4 separate regions of the Homo sapiens genome follow, and regions 1, 3 and 4 are each linked to region 2. A link is a loop called in an ENCODE intact Hi-C map of the cell type or tissue named here. Cell type or tissue: heart left ventricle. All regions are shown on one strand.

What was found. Peaks named below come from ENCODE experiments on the same cell type or tissue, not always from the same donor. Only the 100,000 strongest peaks of a DNase experiment are listed, where the experiment ranks them.
Region 1: a loop joins it to region 2, with 3 times the contacts of the local background. A loop is called at or near these places in 5 of 110 quality-filtered maps.
Region 3: it touches region 2 in a loop (15-fold over the local background); 12 of 110 quality-filtered maps call a loop at or near these places.
Region 4: a loop joins it to region 2, with 12 times the contacts of the local background. A loop is called at or near these places in 16 of 110 quality-filtered maps.

Annotation. Positions count from the first base shown.
Region 1 is chr1:236,975,393-236,980,392 of GRCh38, forward strand. The region is part of intron 1 of LOC124904563 (a long non-coding RNA gene); the gene reads left to right. Among named protein-coding and RNA genes, the nearest start is that of MT1HL1, 27 kb to the right of the region's middle. In heart left ventricle, no CTCF peak of the experiment used is centred here; no DNase peak of the experiment used is centred here; H3K27ac peaks cover 771 bases.
Region 2 is chr1:236,888,193-236,893,192 of GRCh38, forward strand. It overlaps MTR (5-methyltetrahydrofolate-homocysteine methyltransferase), which reads left to right. Exons shown (of 33, transcript NM_000254.3): 28 at 989-1,144; 29 at 2,941-3,137. Among named protein-coding and RNA genes, the nearest start is that of MTR, 95 kb to the left of the region's middle. In heart left ventricle, CTCF peaks have their summits at 159 and 2,298 (motif pointing left); a DNase peak (open chromatin) is centred at 929; H3K27ac peaks cover 4,673 bases.
Region 3 is chr1:236,995,929-237,000,928 of GRCh38, forward strand. All of the region lies in intron 2 of LOC107985368 (a long non-coding RNA gene), which reads left to right. Among named protein-coding and RNA genes, the nearest start is that of MT1HL1, 6.0 kb to the right of the region's middle. RefSeq lists an enhancer at 1,384-4,289. In heart left ventricle, CTCF peaks have their summits at 2,162 and 2,803; DNase peaks (open chromatin) are centred at 1,593 and 2,213; H3K4me3 peaks cover 825 bases; H3K27ac peaks cover 4,122 bases.
Region 4 is chr1:237,040,118-237,045,117 of GRCh38, forward strand. It overlaps RYR2 (ryanodine receptor 2), which reads left to right and starts at 2,067. Exons shown (of 105, transcript NM_001035.3): 1 at 2,067-2,452. The coding sequence starts at 2,405. In heart left ventricle, a CTCF peak has its summit at 1,913 (motif pointing right); DNase peaks (open chromatin) are centred at 2,024, 2,594 and 3,154; H3K4me3 peaks cover 4,628 bases; H3K27ac peaks cover 4,435 bases; H3K27me3 peaks cover 1,250 bases.

The sequences.
Region 1 (5,000 bases), 87 kb after region 2:
ACTGATGCATCAATATTGGTTCATTAATTCTAACAAATGTACCCTACTAGTGTAAGATGTTGATAATAGGGGAAACTGCGGGTGGGGTATACAGGAATGCTCTGTACCATCTTCTCAATTTTGCTGTAAACCTGGAAGTGTTCAGATTAAAAGTCTTTAAAAATGAACATAAAAATAAAAAGAAAATAAACGAACACAAGGTAGCCTGCCGCTTTAACTCACAGTCAACCCTCTTTGCTTTCATGAGAGCAGTCTGGTTTTTACCCTCCCGTTGTCAACACCCTCTCCTGTCCCTGTTTCCATGAAGATTGGTTTCTGTTTAGTATTCCCCACTTCTCTTCCCATCAGCAATCTCGGTACAAAATCACTTGCCATGGTCCGTTTCCCAAAGTCCCAGGTTTTGTCAGGAATGTTGAGGGTGGGCTTTGGAGCTCTTCATCCCTTCTCATCTTCATCTCAAGTTTTCTTCAATATGTATTCAGAATAAATTGTTTCTGAGAATAATTGTATGTCCTTCGGAGAGATGAGAGAAAGGATATTTGCAACACAAATAACCAACAAAGATCACTCAAGAATAATAAAGAGTTTCTACATATCACTAGAAAAAAGACAACTCAATATAGAAAAATGAGCAAAAACCAGATAAATGCATTTCACAGAAGAGGAACCACATATGGCCAATAAATATACAAAAAGACATTAAACCACAGGAGACTGTACAGCATCTGCACAATTGAAGACCATTTTATACCCATGCGATTATTAAATGAAGTCTGCCAATACCAAGTATTAGAGATCAAATGATCAGTGGGATCTCCTACATATTACCAATGAGAAACTAAAGTAGCACAATCGCTTTGGAAAATAATTTGGTAGTATTCTGTCTAATTGAATATTTGCCTATTTGATATTCTACTTCTAGGTAAATATCCAAGAGACTCTTTAGCACATGTGCACCAAGATAATATACAAGAATGTTCACAGAATTCTTGTTCTATACAGGGAAGAATGGAAAAAAAATGTCCTTTGACAAGAGAATAGACAAATAAATTATGGTATATCTACACAACGGGAAAGTAACTCCAGCCACGTTCAATAACTTGGATGAATTTTAGCCATGAAATGTTAAGTAACAAGCAAAATTAAGCAATATATTGGTTAGACATACGTATGTACAGGATAAACCAAAACCAAAACCAAAAAAGGATCAGAATGATAAACACAAAATTCAAAGTATTAACTCCCTTCAAGAGGCAAGCAGGGATAGGCCAGCTGTGATGGCTCATGCCTGTAATCCCAACACTTCGGGAGGCTGAGGCCGGCAGGTCATCAGGTCGGGAGTTCGAGACCAGCCTGGCCAACATGGTGAAACCCCATCTCTACTAAAAATACAAAAATTAGCTGGCGTGGTGGTGGGTGCCTGTAATCCCAGCTACTCGGGGGGCTGAGGCAGAAGAATCATTTGAACCCGGGAGGCGGAGGTTGCGGTGAGCCGAGGTCGCACCATTGCCCTCCAGCCTGGGCAACAGAGCGAGACTCCATCTCAAAAAAAAAAAAAAAAAAAAAAAAAAGGCAAGCAGGGACATGGGATAGTGGTGAGCACGTAGGGAGACGTATATCCGTGGTAAATTTTTAATTCTTGAGTGAGGCTGGCTTAGCAGCGTTTGTTATGCAATAAAAATAAATAATGAAAGTAAAAGACGGGCTACGTAAGGACTGATCGTGATTATGTGTCACGAACCGAGGACTATGCCTGGTACAGTGCCTCGCATTTAAGGCCCAAAATTAAACAAAACAAAAAGCTCAGTTGATAACTATCTTGGTATATTCCTGCTGCTATGACAAAAGACCACAGACTGGGTCATTTATACAAATGTCACAATATAAATTTATTTTTTCACAATTCTGGAGGCTGTGAAGTCCAAGATCAAGGTGCCAGCGGGTTTGGTGTCTGGTGAGGGCTTCTTCTCCACTTCCAAGATGGTGTCTCTTGCTGCATCTTCAGATGGCAAAAGGGGTGACGGGGACTGTGGTGCTTCCTTCAACCTCTTTGACAAGGGCACTAATCCCACTAGTCACGGGGATGACTTAATCACCTCCTAAAGGCCCCACCTCTTAATACTACTATCACACTGGTGATTACGTTTCAACATAGGAATTTTGGGGGACACATTCAGGCCATAGCAATAACTTTTATGGAAAGAAAGACAAAATGTTTGGCTGATCATGGGACTAAGGAGTTGCATTTGTCCAGACAGAGAGCTGGGTGACACATTCCAAGTGGAGGCTTTTCCTTGGAGTTTTTCCCTTGGAAGTCGTGGACTCCCCTTTACCCACCTCTGCAGTCCTGTGCCCGCTCCCTTCTCTGTCTCAGCTTCCTGATGCTGGTGGGGGTAGCTCTCCTGGCCCATTGCCTGTCCTCAGTGCCCGCTGTTCACGTAATCACACATTCCTCATATTTTAATTCATTTCCTTGTAGCCACTTACTTTTAAATTCATTTACCATTTTTGTTTTGCCTCAGAAGTTTACTAACTGCTGCAATTAATTAATTAATTAGTTAATTTTTGAGACAGAGTTACCCAGGCTTGAGTGCAGTGACACAATCACAGCTCACTGCAGCCTCAACCTCCTGGGATCAAGTGATCCTCCCACCTCAGCCTCCCTAGTAGCTGGGACTACAGGTATGTGCCCCCACACTCAGCTAATTTTTAAATTTTTTGTCGAGATACAGTCTCACTATGTTGCCAGGTTGGTCTCAAACTCCTGGGCTCAAGTGATCCTCCCACCTCAGCTTCCCAAAGTGCTGGGATTATAGGCATGAGCCACCACGCCCAGCCGCTTGCTGCAATCTAAGAAGTGAACCACAGGCTGGGAGCGGTGGCTCACGCCTGTAATCCCAGCACTTTGGGAGGCTGAGGCAGGCGGATCACGAGGTCAGGAGATCGATACCATCCTGGCTAACACGGTGAAACCCCGTCTCTACTAAAAATACAAAAAATTAGCCGGGCGAGGTGGCGGGCGCCTGTAGTCCCAGCTGCTGGGGAGGCTGAGGCAGGAGAATGGCGTGAACCCAGGAGGCGGAGCCTGCAGTGAGCAGAGATCACGCCACTGCACTCCAGCCTGGGCGAGAGCGAGACTCCGTCTCAAAAAAAAAAAAAAAAAAAAAAAAAAAAAAAAAAGAAGTGAACCACAATAAAGCAAAGCCGACGGAGACAAGAGGGCAAGGAATTGAGCCTGCTGGAAAAACTTGTTCAATTTCATCCACTGGTAAGACTTGATCGTTTCCATCACCCATTGTTTCTCCCCTTTGTGCCTTTAGGTAGGAGAATGTCTGATGTAAGCCACAAAATTTTACTCACAAATCGCACATCAGAAGTCTGGAGATTGGCAGTCCCAGAGGTGGTTCATGTACTGTTTCCACGGCGTCAGGGCCCGCGATCGGCTGCTCTTGGCTTTCCTTTTTCTGGTGCCAGCTCTGTGCAGCTGCAGCACATAGCACCAAGTCCTCACAAGACAACGTCCAAGCTAGGAGGCGGGGAGAGCTCTCTCCTTCTATCACGGAGGAGTATCTTTCCCCAAGTGTTCTGGATCTCTGTTGAATCACATGCCTGCCTCAAAGGAGCAAAGAAGGAATGAGATTTCCGTGATTCATTTAGCTCAACCGTGATTCATTCCTGGGCGCCGGACATAAAGCCAGATGCGACATGAACACAACTGGCCTTGAAAGAGGTGTAGAATGGCTGTGGGGAAAGCAAACCATGGCCTCTGTCACCCATTTGCTCTCTGGGTACTTCAGAATTGGCATTCAAATGATAATACCAGTGCTCTATATCTCACAGCACTTCACAGTTTGCAGAGCGTTCATGCACAGTGTTTCATTCGATTCTCACCACCACCATGTGAGATGCAAGAACAGCTGTTCTTCTCCTTCTTTGGTAGAGAGGGAGACTGAGGACTGCAGGCAGTGAGTGATTCATCCAAGGTTTTGCAGCTTCTCAGAGCCGGAAATAGAACAAGGGCTTCCGACAAGGACGTCCAATATCTTTTCTACAATTCCTTTCAATGAGCACATGTGGGATAACACTGGCAGCTCATAGATGTAGTTGCCCTGTAAGTTCTGTGTGAATTTCCTCCATGGGATGATGCCCTGTGTGCTCCCAATAGATGTAGAGCGATGGGCGCTGTGTGGCTCAGCAGAGGCAGCTGCGGAGGAGTGAGTGGTGAAGCATTTTTACACAGACACGTCTTGTGCAAACTAAGCAATGCCTGGACAGAGGATGATGTCCTGTGATGAAGCAGCAGATGGAGGCTGCAGATGTGTGAAGGTTGCGTTCGGCCCACATGGAATCCAAGAGCTCCACAAGGCATCTCGGCTGTCCAACTTCCTGTCAGAATTGGCACTGAGACGAGCTCCAGCTCCTAGCTTACTCTTAATTTAAACCAAATAAGAGAGAGGAGATGACTTGAAGGAAGCATCTGGGTACAAGGACACCAGAGGAAAGCAGGAGATGGAAGGCAGCGAGAGTTCCCAGGATTTACAAACGGATCCTCTTGTCATTGCTTGCCATCTGGTCCCGTGCCTGGTCCCCACCCCTCACAGTCAGCTGGAAAGCTGTCTGATAATGCGCTCGGGTGGGCTTCGCTAGCAGCAGTCTATGTTGGAAAGTAGTTTCCTTTCTGGAAAGTAGTTTGGAAACATATATTATGATGCATGAAAGTGTAAGACCACTTCAACCATGGACCCCATCCTTGAGATTTCAATTAAGGAAATAACTAAAATAAAGGAAATAGCTAAAATGAAGGAAGCCAGTCATGGTGGCTCACATCTGTAATCCCAGCATTTTGGGAGGCCGAGGCTGGTGGATCACTTGAGGTCAGGAGTTTGAGACCAGCCTGGCAAACATGGAGAAACCAGCTCTACTAAAAATACAAAAACTAGCCTGATGTGGTGGTGGGCGCCTGTAATCCCAGCTACTCGGGAGGCTGAAGCACGAGAATC
Region 2 (5,000 bases):
CTGATCCCTGGTTACAAATCAGGAAGTAGAGAGACAGGAAGGCTCGGATACGGCAATGGAGCCAACACCTTAGACTCCAGCCTAATCCTGCCATGTCAGACCAGAGTCTGAGGTGCAGACCACACTACAGTCTGGAGGGCAGATGGCAGTGCTGCTCTACCTGCCCCAGAAAGCCCAGCAGCACCATCTGTCTCTGAAGTCTTCACCATTATTTAAATTATGATGTATTTTAGACTCACCAGGAGGTATAAAGAACAATATATTAAACATCCACGTATACCCACTAGCCAGCTTAAGACATAACCTACCATCTGATTTTTAAAAAACGAAACAATGCAGAGTGAACAGAGGTTATATTAATTGAATCCATATTTCTAAGGTAATAAATCAGCTTTTCCTTGCTCATACATCTGTGCTGCACACATGCTTGGCAGAGTGGAGGATTATGTATTGAGGAGTATGTATCGGAAGTCCCACATGTGTCCCTTCCTCCCCTGCAGAAAGCACAGCAGTCCTGAATTTGGGACTTCATTTGCCTATACTTTGAGCATATGTGTCAGTAGACAATCTAGATGATTGTTTCCGGTTTTGAAACTTTAGATAAGTAGCTTACTCTCCATGTCTTTCTGGACATGTTCTTCATGTTCTTTCATGTTCTTCATGTTCACCTTGTCTTCATTTGTGCAAGTGAGGATTAACCCGTCTGTCTTTCCTTCTTGGGCAGGGGGTGGGGATGGAAGGGTTGAGGGAACAGTTTCCAAGGGTGGTGTAGTCAGCTGCATGTGAAGAATAGTTTTATTTAAGACTCAGTGCAGAATTACTCCTTCTCCACGATAATTTAAAGTTCCCCTCTTTGTAAAACAACTCCTACGGGTGACAGGAGGGAGGCGGAGTGTGGGAGTTGGCAGAGCAGTGAGGAGCTGGCAGGGAGGCCTCCATCAGGCAGGGTGCCAGCGTCAGCATTGACAACCATACTTCTCTCCTGTAGTGAAGCCCACGTTTATTGGGACCCAGGTCTTTGAAGACTATGACCTGCAGAAGCTGGTGGACTACATTGACTGGAAGCCTTTCTTTGATGTCTGGCAGCTCCGGGGCAAGTACCCGAATCGAGGCTTTCCCAAGATATTTAACGACAAAACAGTAGGTTAGTGCAGTAAGTCCTTCCTTTCTGCCTCTGATATTCAAGCTGTGGGATTGTGACTTTGAAGACCGGAATCGGTGAGGAGCAGTGGATTTGGATTGTGCAGATTACGGCTGCTTTCATATTGCTCACCTGCCCAACTTTTTAATGGTTTTCAATCTGCTAGATTGGTCCTTATTGCATCAACTAAATTTGGTATTTACTTTATTCTTTCAATAAATGTTTATTGACATCAGTTACATGCTGAGCACTAGGGATAAATGGAAGACAATATAATCCCTGCTGTCTAGCACCTGACTAGCTGGCACATCCAATAGTAATGGGCCCTGCCTGGGCTCCTGTGGACATAAGAGGAGATAGAGCTCAGACTGGGAGGTCAGGGCAGGCTTCCTGGACAAGGTGGTGTTCGAACTGTTTTTGACGATTCAGTGGGAGTTGCCGTGGCTGGGACTGTGGATGTGATATGGTGTTGAAGAAAAGGTCATTCCAGGTAGAGGAGACAGTGTGAGAAGGCACAGGCACATGTGCCTATTTGGGGAACTGCAAGGAGCCCATTGTGCTTGGAGCATTGGGGAGGGAATGGGGATTTAGGGTGATAAACTAGAGAAGTAAGTGAGGTGTTAAATTACTACCCCCACTTCTCACTTCTAGCCTTACCCCAGAATCCACCGACAGAGACACGGAATCCAAATGCAAAGCCATTCAAAGGATCAGGTAGTAGCCAGATCAGAGCAGCAGGGAGGGGTAGACTCACAGAAGCATGGGATTAGGGCTGAGAGGAGCCTAGAAACCAGCCTTTTGCCAAGTTTCCCACGGGGGGGCGTGCCTGGGTGTGCGTGTTCGGATGCTGAGACTCAGGAACTCTCAGGTAGTCAGGAACGTGGTGATGAGCAAGGGGCTTCTTAGTGTGCTGCCCCTGAATCATCACAGGTGAGCTGTCCAGGGGCCGTGGGACAGGCTTCTCACCATGGGCAGGGTGGCCGAGTCTCACGGAAACCGAGATGGTGTCCTCGGAGGCTGGCTCCCACTGCAGGTCCGGGAGCAGGCCAGCCCAGGTGCAGCATTGAAGCCACATGTGAGGATTTGGGCCACACTTCACCCCTTACCACTAACGTTCCCTGTACACATACAATTCCACTGACTTCACAGCGACCTCTGGGGGACGGGGCCTGTGCCTTATATTCACCATGCTTTGTATTCTGTGGTGTCTGGGCCTGGACGCATACAGTGAGGATTTACCGAGTCTGAGTGCATAGGGTGAGGATGTAGCTGTCCTTGTTTAACTCTTCATGGTACTGTTGAAGGCCCCAAATTGAAGAATCCCTTCAGAGGTTGTTACGGTCAAAATGTCAATCGTTACGAATTATATTGTAGTTGGGATTAAAAGCACCACGGAATACGAGGCACAGGTCGCGTCTCCCAGAGGTCACTGCAAAGTCAGTGGAGTTGTATGTGCACGAGGAATGTCAGTGAGGAATGTGGCCTGCTCTTTCTCATCCTCTCTGACAGAATGCTTTGGGGAGCCACAGCTTTGGCTCTCTGCTTTTTGTCCAGTGGAAAACTTGAGTGGCTTGAACTGGGAGAAGCAGACTGTGGGAGCTGCACTTAGCAGGAGCCGCAAAGCCCTGGCTGTTCCACTTTAAGCTGGGTCAGTGGCAAACACCAGAAAGCATTTGAGGAAAATGGAGAAGCCTGAAGAGGGAAGGTGACTGAGGAGGGGTAATGGCTTTTAAAAGAAGCATTGTTTGATGGTTATTTTTGGCATCTTTAAGTGAATTCTAATTCTGTTTTTCTAATAGGTGGAGAGGCCAGGAAGGTCTACGATGATGCCCACAATATGCTGAACACACTGATTAGTCAAAAGAAACTCCGGGCCCGGGGTGTGGTTGGGTTCTGGCCAGCACAGAGTATCCAAGACGACATTCACCTGTACGCAGAGGCTGCTGTGCCCCAGGCTGCAGAGCCCATAGCCACCTTCTATGGGTTAAGGCAACAGGTATGGAAGGTGTACTGACAGCCAGCACACCGCTTTCGCTTGTGAGTTTAAGCACTACACAAAAGAGCTTTGCATAAATGAGGGTCTGCTTCACCTCCTCCCAAATGACCAATCACATGCCCAAGAAGTGACCAGTCACACGCCCAAGCCCAAGCCATCTGTGAGGACGAGGGAGAGAAGGCGCCACCATGGGTGTCAGAGGCAGGACCACTCAGCAGGAGTGAGGCGTTTAATATTGTGTTCCATGGATGGGCGAGGACCATTGCTGCTGTCTCAGGTGGTCACGTGTCAGGATCTCAGTCTTCTTAGCTTCTGAAGAAAGAGAACACTCACTTGTTCAAAAACGTAGGTTAATATCTATGCATATTATTAAAATAGACTGTCAGGTGGCTTCCCTTGAAAGGGGAAGACAGGTGGAAACAAACATTTGCAGAATGTATACCAGGTGCCAGGTGCATAGTAAGGTGCTTGATGGTCATGCTTTTAATTTCCACACAGCCGTGTGAGGCAGTTTAAGTTTGTGTTTTACAGAGAAGATGAAGGATGATGGAGATTGTGCTGGGCCCCCCAATATAGAGAGGAGAGCCCAGCCTGTACATATCCCCAGTGGCCGTTCTTTGACTGTGCTGGCTTTTTTTCTTTCGAGTGACGAGAACAGACTCTTCTCAGCAACTTGTCTCTCATCCCCCCCACCTTTGAAAAGGCAAATATCATATGCATGTCCCTTTAGCTGCTGTAAAAAAGAGTGTCTTAATCAAGAATTGGAACCAGAATTCACCAGAGTCATTAACAAATTTAATAATTTGCAGAAAATTACTCTGTTTTACTGCCATTTTCAGTCGTTCAGAAATAATAATGTTGGCTGGGCACAGTGGCTCACACCTGTAATCCCAGCACTTTGAGAGGCCAAGGTGGGAGGATTGCTTGAGCCTAGGAGTTTGAGACTAGCCCCGGCAAGATGGCAAGACCCTGTCTCTACAAAACAAATTTAAAAATGAGCCGTGCACTGGGGAGTGCAGGCCTGTACTTCTTCAGCCAGCTACTCGGGAGGATGAGGCGGGAGGATCACTTGAGCCTAGGAGATCGAGGCTGCAGTAAGCCATGATCATGCCACTGTATTCCAACCTGGGCAACAGAGTGAGACCCTGTCTCTAAAAAACAAACAAAAAAGATAGTGGCGCATTTTAATCCCAACCACAATATAATTCATAATCATCCATATTTTTACCATAACAGCATCTGAAGGGATTCTTAAATTTGGGGCCTTCAGCAGTACCATGAAGAATTAAACAAGGACAGCTACATCCTTACCATATGCACTTAGGCTCAGTAAATCCTCACTGTATGCGCCCAGGCTCGGACGCCACAGAATATAAGGCACTGGGGTTCTAATGTTAAGTTCCAGCCCCTCCTCACTAGGGAATTTGTGGCTATTCTTTTACAGACATAACTGTTCAAAAACCTCTGCTCTAGCCCAGTCTTTCATCTTTCAAGTCCTGTGTCCTCTGCGATCTCTTTTTACTTTCAGTACCATTCATGTCCGGGCAGTCTGTGACATATTAGGGCATTTAATAGAATGAATTCTCAGAGTTCACCTTTTTAGTAGCCTCTGGAGAGGGGAACTGGGCCAGGCACATACATTACCTACCCAGGTAGCAATTTCTCAGGAGGGGCTTTCCTCCAGTGCACTCTGGAACATTCTGGTGGCAGTGCCTTATTACTCTGGGAGTCTGCTCTTCTGAGTAGGCTCTGATTGCTGTCTCTTCGAAGGTACCATGGGGCTCTGTGATCTCTCTCTCCTGTGGCGCAGGGAAGCTTTGGGTCCCCCTCTGGCCTTTGTTAGCAAAGAATAATTGATGGGCC
Region 3 (5,000 bases), 110 kb after region 2:
AGCCCTCAGTTGATGGGGCCTTTTGGGGAGGGGAGATGTCCCTGGAACAAGCACATGGAGCTTCCTCAAGGAGCTCAGACAAGGGCAATTGTTGGGGCCCAGGAGAAAGTCATATTGAGCAGATGGGCTCTCTACCCAATGCACACAGAAGCCAATACTATGGCACGGGCTTTTGAGAAAAAAAAGGCTTTATTGCAAGACAGACCAGCAAGGAAGCAGGAGGGAGGCTGAAATCTGTCTCCTCCACTGGGGGTCTGGGGCAAGTTTTAAGGGCTCATGGGCCATGGAAAAGGACTTAGGAATAGTTGGCTTGGCAGGGTCTGACTGGAGGTCTGACATTTGACCATTTATAGTAAGGTATGTTGAGGCAGATTTTACCCCTGATCTTTGGGGCCAATGGACTCCTTGCATCTGAAATAGTTCCAGCATTCAGGTTCTGGTCATGTCCTAGTCTTCTGGTTCTGTTGGAAGGACTTACTGGTTGTGGGTGTTATTAGGGGTCAACGCCTTTCCTATTGCTCAGGCTACATGACTTGCAGTTTCTGGCTGTGTTATACCTACATGGTAACTCGACAGAGTAGGCCCAGTTTGGCCTGGTCCTATGGTTAGAAGAGAGGAAGTACTTACGTGCGCTTGAAGCAGCTGTTGGGTACATGGTCACTGCACACCTGCACGAAAGTACAGGTACCAGGCCGGGCACAGTGGCTCATGCCTGTAATCCCAGCACTTTGGGAGGCCGAGGCAGGTGGATCACCTCACGTCTGGAGTTTGAGACCAGCCTGGCCAACATGGTGAAACCCCGTCACTACTAAAAATACAAAAGTTAGCCAGGCATGGTGACACTCACCTGTAATCCCAGCTACTCAGGAGGCTAAGGCGGGAGAATCGCTTGAACCCAGGAGGCGGAGGTTACAGTGAGCTGAGATCATGCCATTGCACTCCAGCTGAGGTGACAGAGAGAGACTCCATCTCAAAAAAAAAAAAAAAAAAAGATAAAAAAGAAAAAAAAAGTACAGATAACAGCTCACAGCATTACACAAACGTCATTCATGTTTAATGCAATTGTTGCTATCTTTACACCTAGTCCTATGTTTGGAAATTATATTAACATACAGCCTGGGCAATATAGTGAGACCTCGTTTCAACAAAAAATTAAAAAATCAGCTAGGCATGGTGACATGTGCCTGTAGTCCCAGCTACTTGGGAGGCTGAGGTGGGAGGATCGCTTGAGACCTGGAGGTCAAGGCTGCAGTGAGCCATGATTGTGCCACTGCACTCCAGCCTGGGCAACAGAGCAAGACTTTGTCTCAAAAAAAAATCATATTAACATAAAATTCAATTTAATGAACTCAAAGTTCATTATGATTGGTGATAAGACTTTTGCCAGTAAGAGGTTTGGGGAAAGTAGAATGTTACGAAAATTCCAGACGGTGAGAAGCATCTGCGATCTCTTGCTGTTCTTCTTTTCCCCAGGACTGTGTTTCTGGCATGGCCAAATCAGTCACACACGCTCCATGACCCTGTGCCCATGCCCTTGAATGGAGATGCGGGTTGCTGCTGGCGTTAGGCCCCTGCCCATCCCGTGGATGACACGCCTGACCCACGTCCCCTCGCGTCTGTCTGCTGACAGGACTGTGCTCACCAGCTTTGATAAAACCAAAGAGGGGAGAACAGCTTCTCGTCACCTGCTGTAGAGGCAGCATCTACACAGGGTGGCCTCTGTCCTCTCCTTGGCTGTTGGCTTTTTACACATCAGTGTCCTCATTTCCCCCACAAACCCAAGGGCACCTGACACACCATGTCACTCAGTGACTTCACCTGCGAAGAGAAGGGGAGCAGGGCCGGGTGCTGTGTTTTCTCTAACATTGAGGTTGACCTTTCAACACCAGAATACGTGGTGGAAGGAAACAGTTTTCCCCATCCTCACGGCTCTGGAAAAGAGGAACAAAACACTACCAGTTAAATAAAAAGCTTCAAAAGGCATCGTAAATTCCCGTAGCAGGATATTTAAAGAATGGTTTTAACAATCAGACTAAATAAGGCGACCTGACTCCATGCCTGGAAAACTCACCAGGCTCAGGAGAGCTTTGTCATTATTACCTCATCTGAGAGCCACTTAACCCAGGCAGGCCCTGGACGTGCCTTGCTGGCTGATCTCACGCAGGAGAGATCGGTGCAGTGCAGGCAGGTGGCAGACTGGCCGTGCCTCCACACGGGCCCTCCCTGGCCACCACTGTTCGGGATTCAGTTCTTGTTTCTGTTGTTACTCAGAGGGCATAGAGGAGACCGGCATACCCAGCGGCCAAAGGCAGGGCCCAGGCGGGGGTGAGCACAGGTGTGTTATTTCTTTCTTTCCACTTCTACTTGGAGGCATTTCTATAGGGAAAGGGAGTTAGGGTTTCTCTGCAGCAAGCAACCCCCTTGCCCTTCCTCTCCATGATTTTGTGAGTGCAGGAGGATTCCTGATTCTGGTTCATGTGGTCCAAGTCCATTCAGAGATACAGGTGTGAACCAAGCCCCTGACACCAACTTACTGTGTTAGTGAATAAATCACAAAGACTCTTTGGACAATTTGGGGACATTTAGGGGCCTTCGAGTTTCAATATTCTGTAATTCTGACAGCTCTCTGGCTGTCCATGGGTAATGCACAATTTTGCCTTTTATTGGCAGGAGCTGAGGATTTTATTGATTCCGTTGGGTCTGAGAAGAAAGGAGGCCCAGGCACTCATCTTCTCCTAATTAATTTTTCATGTTCCACAGCAGTGATTCCTCCTACAGCCAGGAGAGGCTGAGCAGCGGCTTCGCTGATGCTTTTTGTTAGCATCAGATGTCAGCAGAACTGGCCCACCTCCTGGTCCTGCAGTCCCAGTGGGTGGCTAGGGAGGGAACACAGCTGTCCCTTCTCTCTTCTCAAAGACAGGTGGTGGGGCAGAATTGGGGGAGGGGGACAGAGAGAGGGAGAGGGAGAGAGAAAGGAAGACAGAAAGAGGCAGAGAAGGAGAGAGAGAAAAAGGAAGACAGAGAAAGGGAGAGGGCGGGAGAGAGGAAGAGAGGAGAGAGAGAGAGAATGGCTTGAATAATTGAATGAGAATTGTCTTCCCCAGTGCCTGGCATGGTGGCTCACGCCTGTAATCCCAGCAGTTTGGGAGGCTGAGGGAGGTGGATCACTTGAGGTCAGGAGTTCGAGAGCAGCCTGGCCAACATGGTGAAACCCCGTGTCTACAAAAATTAGTCGGGCATAGTGGTGGTGCACGCCTGTAATCCCAGCTACTCAGGAGGCTGAGGCAGGAGAATCGCTTGAACCTGGGAGGCAGAGGTTGCAGTGAGCTGAGATCACGCCACTGCACTCCAGCCTGGGCGACAGAGTGAGACTCTGTCTCAAATAAATAAATAAATAAATAAATAATAATAATAATAACTGTCTTCCCTGAGATGAAAAGGATCATTTCCCAGCAGGGAAACCCTAGAGCCCAGGTGGCCCGATGGCTTCCTCGGGGTCATAAACAGCACAGTTGCAACGTGAACTTCTGTTGGTTTTCTTCACTGAAGTAGAGCTGCTGCTGCCGTGAGTTAAGGCATCAACCGGTTTTGATCCTTCCAAATAGTCACTGAAGATAGTGGCGTGCATCCCCAGGTGCTATCAGAGGACTGTTTTTCTCTTATCAGGGAAGTCCTGTGCATCTTGTCCCACAGGGCTATGGAGATGTGGTTGGCATGGGACACACCCCCTTCATGCTTAGTTAAAGCGCAATTGCACTGCTGAGGACCGGCTTTGTCTCATCCCCCGTCATGCTGTGAACATTCTGGAGAGAGGAAGTCTGTTTTGTTTTTCTGGCTCCCAGGACCCCATCCAGAGAGACAGGAAGCTAGGAGGTGCCCGTTGAACAGTTGTTCAATGGATGTGAAATAAAAGAACATAAATATGACCCTTGCTTTTATCTTCCTTGGGCATCCCAGGCTCTGGCATTTAGATCAAATGGTTACAGTCTATAGAAGTTGATTCTGTAGACTGTGGTCTGGGAGCACAGGGCAGAAGCTCAGCCCAATGATTGCCCTTCAGTGTGTCGAACGCCCTGTGCTTCACTACCAGGCTTTTTGATGTGGCTGAGAAAGTTTACGTTCAATCTCAAAATGCTCTCCTTAGGGAACATCTAATACGGTTTCCTTGAGAAAATAAATTAATTTCTCAGGTTTGGCATTGGCAAGTGTCCCACTCACTGCCCGTTAGGAACCCTGCTTTCCAAACCTATACTCCTCTTACTATGTCATCCTGATGCCCTGTTTAGTTGCTTCTCATAAGAATAGAAATGGTAGCCGGCCCTGGTGGCTCACACCCATAATCCCATTGCTTTAGGAGGCCAAGGCAAGAGGATTTCTTCAGACCAGGAGTTCAAAACCATCCTGGGCAACTTATCAAGACTCCACCCCTTAACAACAACAATTTATTTATTTATTTATTTATTTATTTATTTATTTATTTATTTATTTATTTAGAGATACGGTCTTGCTACATTGACCAGACTGGTCTTGAACTTCTGACCTCAAGCGATCCTCCCATCTCGGCCTCCCAAAGTGGTAGGATTATAAGTGTGAGACACAGCACCCAGACTAACAAAATATTTTTAAATCAGCTGGGCATGGTGGCTCACACCTGTAGTCCCAGCTACTTGGAGGCTGAGATGGGATGACTACTTGAGCCCAGGATTCCAGGATGCAGTAAGCTATGATCATGCCACTGTAATCCAGCATGGGTGACAGAACCAGACCCTGTCTTAAAAAAAAAAAGGAAAATAATAGTAAGGGTGGTAGGGGAAGAGGGATGAAGAGCGGTTGGTTATGGGTACAAACATACAGTTAGATAGAAGAAATAAGTTCAGATGTTTGATAGCACACTAGGGTGATGATACTTAGCATCAATGTTATGCATATTTCAAAGTAACTAAAAGAGAGGACTTGAAGCCAACACAAAAATGATAAACACTCAAGGTGAGGCATTTCCC
Region 4 (5,000 bases), 150 kb after region 2:
ATTGTCCACCAGAAGAAGAAACTAGGGAATTATAACTAAATTATCCAAAAGGGTTAAATTTTTTTTAAAAAAGCTATAAGTAAAAAGTTTCCATAGCTTTCACTGAAGTTGCTTTCTTGTAAAAATTATTTTGTTATGTAATTATGAAATATAACAGAATATCAGAGTACCAAAAATAATATTCCACCAATATGCCCATCACCAGTATTAAAACACTTGTTATATTTGCTTTGGTTTTCTTTTTAAAAATAAATGTTGTATATCATTCTCAAACATATTTTTATACTTTTAGAACAGACTAGAGATCTATAAACCTCATAGTTTTGTATTTTTGTGTTTTAAAGTCCACATACACGGTGTGTTTTATAAATAGTCTCTGCTCTATGTCTACTTGCTGTTGAAGACTGTATGGGGTGAATAAGAAACATCGAGTGTCTAGGCCTTTTAGCATTATTCCACTTACATTGAGAGAACTAAAGAAATAATAACCATAACTCTTGCTAGAACAGTTTACAGCCTAGTTAAAATGCCAAAATGAAGACGTGGTAAGCGTTTTTATATTATTTTACCTACCATCTGGGTAGAATGGAGTAATTAAGAAACCTGTCTCTGCATAGTTCTGAATAAAATAGTTTAAAACGTCAATTTGATACGTTCTAAATTTGGAAGATCAAATCATTTAACATTAAATCAGGAGCCAATTTCAGAATATAGTCATTGCTCATGGAGGACTCTTACCCGACTTTTTGGGAGCTCACTGGTTGTTCCTTTAGAGACTCGTAAGAGTAAACATTCACATAAATAATAACGGTTTAAGAGTTGGTTAGTCGTCATGGCTACAGGGATAGGTCAAGTTTTTAGGTAAGGTGACTGGTATACTTCCATGAGATAGGGCAGAACATTACTAGTTCTACCACGGACAGCGAGTATTTATACACATATTGTCATTCTCCTGGAAATTTACAAACCTACCCCAGTAAGTACAAAGTTAATGAATGCTAAAAATAAAATATAAACTGTATAGAACTCAGTGGTCGATTTTAATAATGAGTTAGATGCCGCAGAATGTAAGATGTAGGTAAACGGACGCAAAAATCCTTGTTTTACAATGTCTGCATCTCCGTAGTACTGACATTTGAAAACTTTACTTTGCACATACTTATTTTAAGTACGATAAATGAAAGCGCTGTGGACTAGGAACAAGAGACAAATTGCTTTCTTGTCCAAATTGTCTCAGACCCTGTATTTTCTTAGTCATAGCCGTTTGTTAAGTAGGCATTTGGTAGACTATTGCATGGAGGATTGCGAGAGCAAGATATTACTATCTGCGGTGGAATGCTCGAATTTCTTCTCTCAGCAAGGATAATGGGTAGCACAGTCTGACTTTAGACCCATCCAGTGGTTCAGACTTATAGATAGTATCCCATACTTTACCGCAATTCCTTGTTGAATTAAGGCTTGCACTTCGAATACAGACTACACACTTCTGGGTCTGTCTTGTACCACATTGTCTGGCATAGGCGCTCACTGTATATTTGTTGAATGTTAAAGTTCTGTGCACCAAAACCGTGCACTTTGCATCGATTATCTGCGAAAAGCATGGTACACTAAAACTAGATCTTGAAGAATTCCCATTTGATCATGAATAGAGGTAATCCACGTTTAAAATACCAGGTGTTGCGTAATCTCTACTTGGAGATTAGCCACCCCGTGCGCCCAGGTGAAAGATATCATTCTTCCGTGCGATCCGAAGTGCCGTGGAAGTTAGTGCCCTAGCCCAGTCCAGGAGGAAGGGGCGTCGTGCCGGCGGTTTTAAGCTCGGAAGGGGCAGGGGAATGAGCCCAGGGACCCCAGCGGGGCGCAGGTAGGAGGCTGTGCGCTCGCCGGGTGCGCTCCGGCCCCGATTCCCAGCGCAGCCAGTAAGTGGCGCTGGGCCTCGGGTTTGGCGGCCCGGAGGAGCGGGCTGCGGATTACCTGCAGCAGCGGGGAGCCGCCGAGCTCCTCCCCGCCCGCCCCCACACCCCACCCCCACCGCTGCACTAACCCCGGCTCAGCTGGCTCCGCGCACTTGCTCGGAGGAGCCGGGGCCGAGCGGACCGCCGGCTGCAGGCAGCGAGCGCGGCTGGGCTGCGGGGCTGCTTCCCCGCGTCCTCCGGGCCCGGGCCGCCCTCCTCCCGCACAGTGCGGAGCAGGGAGGCCCCGCGCCTCGACCACCCGCGCCCGAGCGTCCGCGCCTCCTCCTCCGCTCTGCAGGCGGGGACCGCCCGGCGCTCGGCACCCGGCAGCGCGGCCCCCTCCAGCCCCCGGCTCCCGGCAGCAGAAGCAGAAGGCAGCGCCAGGGGCCGCCGCCGCCGCCGAGCTCCGCGGGGCTCGGGAGCCGGCCCCGGCGAGGAGGCGCGGAACCATGGCCGATGGGGGCGAGGGCGAAGACGAGATCCAGTTCCTGCGAACTGTAAGCGCCGTGCGTCGCGTGTGCTGTCAGGGGAAGGGGGCGTCAGGGCATCCACTAGCGGGGTCCGGGCAGAGTGACAGCGGGCAGCGGGGACTCGCGGGCGGGGCGAGGGGGTGCCCCCTGAGGATGCGGGAGGAGCGGGCATCACCAAGTGTGTGCAGGTGTGCGTGTTGGGGCGAGGGAAGGCAAGGGCGCGTGTCTGTGCGCGCGTGTGGAAAGCTAGAGGATGGAGCGCGGCTAGCCGGCGGCAGGCGCCCGGGCTCGGACCCGGGGCACCGGGGACAGGAGCGTCGGAGCTGCGGGAACCGGGAGAGGAGGGGACGGCCGGTCCGGCCTGCCTGGTGGCACGGCTGGGACCTCCCGGGCGGCCGGGGGCAGGGTGCAGAGCAGGGTGGCCCGTGGGGGCGCGGGGAGCGGCGGGAACTCGGGCTGTTTCTGGGAATACCGCCGCCGGGAGGTTTCTTGGGCTTTCGGGCTGGACCCGCGCGTTGTCACGGAGCGAAGACGTTGGTTCGCTTACTCCGTGTAGCGTGCGGCGCAGCTGACCGGGGGCGGGGGTGATGGTGCAGGACGCTGCGCGGAGGTTTCCCCCAAGTCAAGGTGCTGCGAAAGCGGAGGAGGAGTCGCCTCCGTGGTCCCCGCGGTTCCCGGGGCTGGTGCCATCCGTGGTGGTGCTGTGACCGCTTGCAAAGCGTGGAAGGCATGGGAAGCGAGCGTGTGTTTGCGTGTGTGCGCGCGCGCGGGTGGTGGTGGGGAGAACATCGTGAACGTGTCGTTCTCTAAATGCTGGCTTATTGCATGCCAAGTGAAGCAAAGTGTGTGTGTGTAAGTGTAAGGGCAGGGTGGCTGCCCGGGAAAGGTTGGCTCCACACTAATACAATTCTTTCTCCTTAAGTACCTCTTGGCACTGCTCCTTCCTTTCTCTCATTTGTTCGAACACTGCAGATACTTCCCAGGCTGAGGCATTGCACACCTCCAAGCTGGGACTGGAGAGCCTCTCCAGAAAAGAAAATGCCCTAACTTCCTGCTAATAATAACCTAGTTAGCATCCTTTCAGTCGTTCCTTCTCCACTTCTGTCCTCCTTCCCGAAGGATGTTCCCTTGCAGGATTCCCCAGACTTCCCCAACCTAGAACTGCAGCTTCTGCTGGTACTTCTTTCCTCAGCAGTACAAAAACAAAACAAAACAAAACAAACAAACAAACAAAACCACTTCCCGGTTACAGTTACCTATAATCACAGAAAATCGTAGATACGGTGGAATTTTGGAATATTAACTTTTAGGTGTGAAAATAGTCTTGATGTATTTGGGTACTAAACATATGAAAACAGCGAATTTGCAAAGGAACGTTGTAAACGACTGTCTCTTTCTCTTTTGTGCATTAAACGGACTGGGAGAAAGCTTTGGGAAGGATAAAAACCCAGGGTCCACATCAGATGACAACCTAATAGTAATCCAGTCTAATAGCTGCAGGTTATGCACCATTGCATATGCTTTTTGAAGTACTGTTGGCCCAAGACCGGGCTTGGAAGAGCCTCTTCACTAATACCTTGGTCACGGTGTATAAACCTGCTAGTAATACAGTTGTCTTTTTCATAGAAAATAGACTATAAGGGTTTTTTTTTTTTTAAGTAATTAACACCACATTAGATTTTTCTCAAAACTAAGGACTATTTTATTCAGGTGGACAAATACGGTTGCTGTATAATTTTTCAATCAATTCGTATCAAACTCTGTGGGGTTAAAACTAGCTGGGACATTTTGGTAGGCTTCATGCACTCAAGGGCTTCCTGCGGGCTTAACTGTTAAGCCGAGCTCATGGAGGTGGTGTTATCAGAATGCTTAATGGGGACCGAGGGAACGTGCTGGCTGATGAGGTTCTGCACATATCAAGTAATGTCAACTCTGTGCCACTCAGCAGCTGCCTGTCAGCTAGAGCAGCACCTTTGATAAGTGGGTCCTGGGTAGAGATCTGGCAGTCCCAGGCTGGGATTTTTCTTTTAATAAAACATCCGTAGGTTGCTGTGCTGACGACAAATGACCTTGAAGGAGGTGACACAGTGGAGCAGGGGGATTTTTTTTTTTTTGGTATAGCATTAACATCTAAAAGGAAAACATGCCTTTCCTCACAATTTTCCAATTTTCATATGGAAATTCTCAAATCCTTTACCGGCTTCTCCACCCATTACCCTCCATCCTTCCCTCCCCCACCCCCCTTTTTTTTCTCTTAACCTGAGAATGTTGGTGGTTCAGAAATGCTGATGGGGTGAATAATGGGGAGACTGTAGTATAGTTCCCACATTGAAGTCGCTTCTTTTTTTTCTGAGGGCATTTATTTCTCTGTCATGTGCAAGCTTGTCAATATGAGTTATTTCTTCTTCTTCTTCTTTTTTTTTTTTTTTAAAGCAAATAGCCCAAGGAGTATTAGGAATCTGTACATCTTGATAAAACAGTTGTAGATGGAAGAATTCTTGATAGTGATGGATGAAGCTGTTTTGCATAGAAAAACAAAAACAGTCATTAAGACACCGTAATTGTGAATTTGATG